Regions from separate parts of the Mus musculus genome. Here all the other regions are linked to region 1. A link is a loop called in an ENCODE intact Hi-C map of the cell type or tissue named here. Cell type or tissue: gastrocnemius. All regions are shown on one strand.

Region 1 (2,500 bases):
CCTGACAATGCCACACTTTGTCCTGAGGTTTTCTACTCCCAAACAAAACTAACAAATAAACAAGCCAAAGAAACAACAGAACTAAAACCACTTCCATTGCAACTGCACCATTACCTTAAGGACGTCTGGGATTTAGGTGCTCTGGCTGGGGGCGCCTCCTCTTTACTGCTCTCCGGGTTCTCAGAGAGGGAAGCTGCTTCAGGAAGGAAGTCTTCAGCTCTGAAGATGGAGTGTATGGCGTCAATTCCCTTACCAGTTACAGGGTTTGAAGGTGGGTTATGGTTGCCGTCATCATCCAGGGAAAGCCTAGTTGAGCCATCTCTGTAGTTTAAGACACTATCTGAGTCTGTGGAAGCCACATCCTTTGTGTGACTCCCTTCTGAGGTCATTTCTCCTGAGCCACTCTTGTGAGAAAGTCCACTACTTTCATCTTCACTTATTTTCCCTAAATGTTTATCTGATAAGTAGTCTAGAAAAGAAGTGCCTTTTTGCAGGTTTGTGTCACTGGCTGATTTGAAAAGCAACGGATCCTTTAAAGGGGCGTGGCTGAGGTCAACACTCATTGACCTGTTGTCTGACATGTGATTGAGAGTAGCATTTCTAATTCGGTGTATACCACTACCACCTTGTTTTCTCTTTGAAGACAAAAACCCCCCATTTTCTGCTGGCAGGAAGTCAGGAAGCAATGGGCTCCCACTTTCAGAAGCAGGAGAGCGCAGAGCACTTGTGGGATTCACTGGATGAAGCAGCAGGGCAAGCTCCGCACTGCGAAGTAAAATTCCAACGCAAACAGAAGTCTGGGAAGCGGGGCTTCCAATCACAGCTTCCACATCCCTCCGCAAGGTATCCGAAAGCAGAACGAGAGACTCGTGTATGAAAAGCAGCAGCAGATATTGGTAGTGATTGATCTGCATACTGACATGTTTATGAACACGGACCAAGACATGAACATCCGCATCTGAAGAGGAAGAGGAAAACCTTAAAAATGTGTCTGATGAAGGTCTTTGGCCGCCATTTGTCAGAGGCTCAGACTCTGTACTGTAATACTCCTTCAAGAGTTTCTTCCTCTTCATTCGGCCAGCCAGATCACTGGACTCACTTTGTGAGGTATTAAGGGTCACTTGATCACAAGTCTGGAACTCTTTCTGTAGCTCTGCGTATCTTGTTGGCTGGCAAATCCAGATAGACAGAGGGAAAGCATCTACAAAGCTTACTGGCCGCCCCTTCCCGCTTTTCATCCCTTCATAGTCTATCCAAAACTGGGAAAAGTACACCGCCCACACATCGGTGGCAGCAGATGTTTTAAGAGTGTTTTTATTCAATTTAGGGATAATATTCCCTTTATAAACCTCATGCATTTTGGTATCTTGTTCGTGGGCATGTCTCTGGAAGATGGGATGTAGAAGATTAAAACTGTCACAGGATTTGGGGAATCTAGTATAAGTTTTGCTAAAAAAGTCACACTCTTTAAAGTCTTGACACAAAGCTTCTAGATCAGAATGGCGGCAGTTCGGACAGTGCCTCGTGTTGGTGGCTATCATTTCAGAGCTCTGAATAGACACCGTGTGAGGCTGATCTTGATGGCAACCTGCCTTCACTTCAGAAGGAATGACAAACTGGAAGGGGAAAAAAATTGAGTTCAGTTTACAAATCCCTACATCATGAAAAATACAAAAGACTTGGTATTATTTTTATTGTTTTAAAGATTTATTTATTATATGTGAGTACACTGTAGCTGTCTTTAGACACCCCAGAAGAGGGCATCAGATCCCACTACAGATGGTTGTGAGCCACCATGTAGTTGCTGGGATTTGAACTCAGGACCTCTGGAAGAGCAGTCAGTGCTCTTAACCACTGAGCCATCTCTTACTTACTAAATGTTTGAGTACACACACAAAAAAGCACTAAGTGTGAAAAAGCGATATTCGATAGTTTTGTTAAGCTACTTTTAAGCCCAAGTGTTCTAGGAGACTGAAAGAATGACAGCAACTGTACAGACAGATGTCACCCGACTTGTTGTTCCAGGCTGCAAGAGAGCACACAGCTGTAATCGTAGCACTCTGGAGAACAGGCAGGGTATGCTGAGACAGTGAGACTAAGGCAGACTTATGACATAGTTCTCAAGAGGGAACTGAATCAGTGTTCCTAGCAAAGAGTCCAAAGTGGTTTCTGGGTACTGCTCATGCCCAGAAAATATAATGATCATTGTTTAGTTCTGTCTCAAGCACTATTAAACAACATGTTCCTTTATGCTAAGTTGAGAAGATTTTTCCTTATATGCTAGGAAATGTGGAATATTAGCTGCACAATGTTTTATAAAAGCGGCTACAACACATAATCTATCAACAACGGACCCTTCAGTAAATTGTCAGTTATGTCCACATCTTATTCTTTTTACTAAAATGTGTTTTAAAAACCTAAGATTGTATACAAATTAGATTAGTGGCTACTTACTTACAAAGCAAGTTTTGTTAACTTTAGACACTAATAATTGAATAAT
Region 2 (2,500 bases), 140 kb after region 1:
TTCTGAGTTCCTTTGAAATAAAGGTTATATTACTTACTAAAAATTTTAAAACAATTTAAAGTTGTATCATTATTGTGCCTTAAGTGGGGGAGCGTGTGTGTGAAGGTCTGAGGACAGCTTGTGGGAGTGGGTTCTCCTACGTGTGTCGAGGGATGGACCTGAGGCCTGGGCTTGGCAGCAGAAGCTTCTCCCTGCTGAGCATCATCTGCTGAGCATCATCTGCTGAGCATCGTCTGCTGAGCATGGTCTGCTGAGCGTCATGTCAGCCTTGAGTACTTGTCCTTCTTACCTGTGCTGCTGGTTACACCCGAGCTGTGAGAGCCAGCGTCAGGGACCTGTCGATGTCGTTAGGTCTCATCCTTTTCCAGGTGGTTGATTGGTTTTACTGTTCTTGTGTAGGGCCTTTTCCATGTTCAGTACATGCTCTGCCATCGAGCTACAGCTCTAGCTTGAGTTAACTTTTGTAAATGTCATAAAGGTCCAACTTCATTCTTTGATAGTTTGTTTTCCTAGCGTCATTTATTAAGAAGCTAGACATCCCCACCCTCATTGAATGCTTTTAGTGCCACCATAAAAAAAATCATTTGACCATATGGAGAGACTATTTCTAGGTTTTTCTTTCTGACTCATTGGTCTGTCTTTGTGCCAGCACCACCTCCATTTTGATTGCTGTTGTTTTGTAGCAGGCAACTAGACTGTTTTCCCAAACTACAAAATAATTTGAAAGAGTAACAGACAGATAGTTAAAATAAAAACAACAAAATAGAAGCTGGAGAAAAGGCTTAGTAGATCAGAGCTCTTGCTGTGTACGCGCAAGGACCTGAGTCTGAATTCTCTGCACTTGCTTAAGGAATTGCATGTGTGCATGCCTGTAATCCAGTCTGCCGTGCAGAGTCTTCGGATGGTTGCAGTCTGCCAGCCTAGCTCTGGGCTCAGTGAGAGACCCTGAGTGAGTGACAGAGCAGTACACTGATGTCCTCCTCCGCCCCTCCCCCCACGCATGCACATAACCACCCCACATACGGACTTATGCATACAAAAAGTAACCCCCATATATATCTGTGTACATAGTCCTGATCTGTGCCTTAGAGTTAATATGCTACAGCACTGGTGTTTTAACTAAAGTATATGGGACATGATCCCTGTATAGAAATATAACTAAGTCACTCTTCTAAAAATATACAGTAAGTATGTAGCTTGTTTTCTTGTGAAGTTAAGGAAACTTCTAGATTTGAAAAACTTTGTTCTTTTCCTTTTTCTTTTTTTTTAAAGACTTTTTATTTTATTTTTTAAAGATTTATTTATTTATTATATGTAAGTACACTGTAGCTATCTTCAGACACTCCAGAAGAGGGCATCGGATTTCGTTACGGATGGTTGTTGGGATTTGAACTCGGGACCTTCAGAAGAGCAGTCGGTGCTCTTAACCACTGAGCCATCTCGCCAGCCCCTTTGTTCTTTTTCAAGCTATGTTTGGCAATAATATTTTTGAAAATGTACAACTTTACAAAGTTTATCGTCATCTGTTACCTTTATAACTGGTTTCGTTGTGACATTTCACACCTATGTGTAATGTGTTTTGATCCTGTCTTCATTACTCTCTTGTCACAGCTCCCCACCCTCTCCTCTCCTTTCTTTTTAAAAACATGTATGTTTTTGCCTGCATAAATATGTGCACCACACCTAGGCCGAAGGAGGGCATCAGATCCCTTGTACCTTGAGTTACAGATGGTTGTAAGGCACCATGTGGGTGCTGAGAATTGAATAGGGGCGCCTCTCCTCTTCCCTGCTGAGTCATCATCTTTCCACCCCCTTCATCTTTTTAACTAGTCTGTCTTCTGCCTTAATGTCTTTGTTTCTTTAGTGACCCAGTCAGTTTAATTAGGCTTGCTTGCAGGAGCCTGGGAACCTTAACTTAATTCCAGTCAGAAAGAGGTTGCTTACCTGGGTCACAGACTGTTACAGTTGCACCAGTATAAATTTTCCCTGGCAGGGAGTCCACAGCTAAGACCCTTGACAACCATTTCTCTAGCATCTTGTGAGCTAGCCAGCAAGTAGGAAGCTCCCAGTTAAGTAATGTTCTGTGACCAACTGGGTTATCTCTGTAGTAAAGTCTTACATTACAGTGTAGTTCTGGTGGGCATTCAGCAGTGACAATTACTTATATTTTGGAGGCCTCTTTGATCTGTAGCTCATAGGAAGGTAGTCTACTCCAGGGAGTGGGATCTTATTTAATTACCTTTGGCTTTTGGGAACATTTATAAATCCTAACCTTACGTGACCTTTATGGGTTCCTGGAAACCAAAGAAATGCTTCAGATTTTACTCTGAGAGATAGGAGGTTTGAATAGGGGAATGAATAGTCTGGGCTATGTTTTAACAGAGTGCTGAAGCAGCTGCCTTGATAGACTATAGAAGAAGGGTAAGGGCAGAAGCCAAGAGATGTGATAGGTGTGGTTCCTGGGGCAGCCCTGGCCAGAGACAGTGGTGGTGCAGAGGTG
Region 3 (2,500 bases), 150 kb after region 1:
TTTACCTGAGGTACATGAGTGACAGTAACATGCTGCCAACTGAAGCCAAAGCCAAAGCTTAGGTATGGTGCAAAACAGGTCGGATGTGAACCTTACGATGCTTCCTGTGTTAAGGCTACCTGTGCTGGTTACTAAGTGTGTCCCCAGCGGTGTCTGTAAACAGCCCTGGTGGAGCTCACTGCTCACTAGCAGTTAAAGGATGCATCAATACTGATGCGATCCTACTGTATTCCTATTCTCTTTCTCTTAACTTACTAGACAATGAATGTCAAATAATATTCAAAATGCTGGTGAGGCTGGGTCTGGTGGCATATGCCTTTATCTTTAGTCCCAGCACTTGGTAGGGTAGGGCAGGTGGACATCTGAGTTCTAGGCTAGCCAGACTACACAGTGAGACAGTCTTAAAAACGAAAATAATGAATGCTAGAGAAGGTACTAGTTGTAAGACTGTTATTTTGTGACTCTAAAATTGTAAAGCTTCAGCAGTCACAGCCCTTGTCTGCTACCCTTTACTGTCATGGCTGGAAAGCAGAGCACTGCCGTTCCTCTCACACAGGCATGGGTGCCGTCTGCGTTATCAGTTAGAGTGAGGTGCTGCTTCAGGTAGATGATCAGAGTCATGAGTGATAGGAAAAAGAGAAGAATCACTGTCAGTGAACACAAGATGAGCTTGCAAACGCTGGAGCGAGCATGTAGCCTGGTTTACGGACAGAGTCTAGAAAATATTTCAGTTTCAGCCATCAGCTTTATGGTCACTTTACACTTCAATTGTAAATACGGAAGTTCTGGAATACATTTTGTTTTTACAAATTTTTCATTTTTTTCCTCTCAGCGTGTCATTGTGCAGAGGATTTTACCCTGTCTGACCTCAGAATTTGTCAACCCTGATATGGTACCTTTCGTTTTACCTAATGTTCTGCTCATTGCTGAGGAATGCACCAAAGAAGAATATATCAAATTAATTCTGCCTGAACTCGGTCCTGTATTCAAACAGCAGGAGCCAATCCAGGTATGTTGTGAGGACTTCCAAATGTTTATGCGTTATTGTAATAGCTACTATCCCTAAGAACAAAACAGTGACTATTTTGAGCTTTTAAAAGAAATGGCTTAGTGCTGGCTGCTCTTGCAGAGGACCTGGCTCAATTCCCAGCACCCACATGGTGGCTCACAGCCATCTGTAACTCCTATCCTCGGGACCCAACTCGACTCCAGGAACCAGGCACAGACATACACATTCAGGCAAAACACCCATACATGTCAAATAAAAATAAATAAAAAATGTTAAGTGTTTAAATACTTGAGGTACGTATATTAGATTTTTTCACTAGTCAGAAAGCTAATATTATAATTAAACTTAGCAAATGAATGTTTGTGGCTTTTTATAAGTCATTGTCTTAGAAAATAAGTTGTAATCAGACTTTGCATGTGTTACATTGTCCCTAATTAAAAGCTGGCAGTTTGGAAAAATCAAGTTTTTGATACTTTTATTTGGCTTGATACTCCATTAGTTAATTTTTAGATGATGTATGTCAGTTGTCTCTATTTTTTTCTAATAAATAATTTTATTAAAAGAGGAAAATGTGTAAAGCATCATAGAACTAGTATGTGATCTGTGTATGTATGAGAAAAATGCAAATTATATATATATATATATATATATATATATATATATACATACACACACAATGCATATGTATATAATGTGAATGTGTAAGTGAAATAAATTATATAGATTTTGTTACAGTAGATATTTATCTTGAGTTTAAGAAGTGTGGGCTTACATACCTGGATTAGAGTCTGGGTTCATCTCTGTTTTAGAACCATGTAGCAGTCATCATCATCTGAAAGCTTTTATCCTCATTTTAACATGTAGAGTTGTTGGCTGAGACACCATTAGGTGTTTCTGCTACCGGGTGGCAGTAGCTTACTAGTCAGCATGAACTGTCTGATGGGCCGGCTCTGTGATTGGTTGCAGTTGTCCCCGTGAAAGTGGAGAATTTATTTTTTACTTTTTAGAAACTAGCATATTAACTATCCTTCTGAGATTTTGAACAGTGTGCTTGTGAGCGGTTGTCTCCCCTCTCTTTCAGCCTTCTGGTGTCCCTAACCCCTAACCTGCTGCAGCAGGGTCTCACCATGTAGCCCTGGCTCACTTGGCTCTCGCTTTGTTGACCAGGCTAACCTCAAACTCACAAAGATGGATCTGCCTGCCTCTGCCTCCTGAGTGCTGGGATTAAAGGCCTGCTGCCAGTTCTTGTGGCTTCTTCTCCAGTTCCCTTTCCTTAAGAATGTAGAAGACAGTCTGTGCGGTGCTCCTACTAACCAGGCACAGGTCACAGGATAGAGCTCTGAGCTTTAAACCTGGGCTCCCTGACGGTTGTCACAGTGTCAGGTTGGCATGTCACCCAAATTGTTCATCAGTCACGATGAAAATCCTAAGACACATGATTGACCCTGTTCTTTTTAGTTTGGTAACTTTTGATTATTGGCTCTGTAGAAG

Evidence for each region. Hi-C counts contacts between places; a loop is a spot of excess contacts. Peaks named below come from ENCODE experiments on the same cell type or tissue, not always from the same donor. Only the 100,000 strongest peaks of a DNase experiment are listed, where the experiment ranks them.
Region 2: a loop joins it to region 1, with 2.2 times the contacts of the local background. A loop is called at or near these places in 3 of 42 quality-filtered maps.
Region 3: a loop joins it to region 1, with 2.1 times the contacts of the local background. A loop is called at or near these places in 4 of 42 quality-filtered maps.

Annotation. Positions count from the first base shown.
Region 1 is chr10:89,803,828-89,806,327 of GRCm38, reverse strand. It overlaps Uhrf1bp1l (UHRF1 (ICBP90) binding protein 1-like), which reads right to left. Exons shown (of 21, transcript NM_029166.2): 14 at 115-1,616. Among named protein-coding and RNA genes, the nearest start is that of Gm31090, 7.1 kb to the left of the region's middle. In gastrocnemius, no CTCF peak of the experiment used is centred here; no DNase peak of the experiment used is centred here.
Region 2 is chr10:89,663,593-89,666,092 of GRCm38, reverse strand. All of the region lies in intron 4 of Scyl2 (SCY1-like 2 (S. cerevisiae)), which reads left to right. Among named protein-coding and RNA genes, the nearest start is that of Scyl2, 21 kb to the left of the region's middle. In gastrocnemius, no CTCF peak of the experiment used is centred here; DNase peaks (open chromatin) are centred at 196 and 961.
Region 3 is chr10:89,655,217-89,657,716 of GRCm38, reverse strand. Scyl2 (SCY1-like 2 (S. cerevisiae)) reads left to right here. Exons shown (of 18, transcript NM_198021.3): 9 at 833-1,009. Among named protein-coding and RNA genes, the nearest start is that of Scyl2, 30 kb to the left of the region's middle. In gastrocnemius, no CTCF peak of the experiment used is centred here; a DNase peak (open chromatin) is centred at 1,156.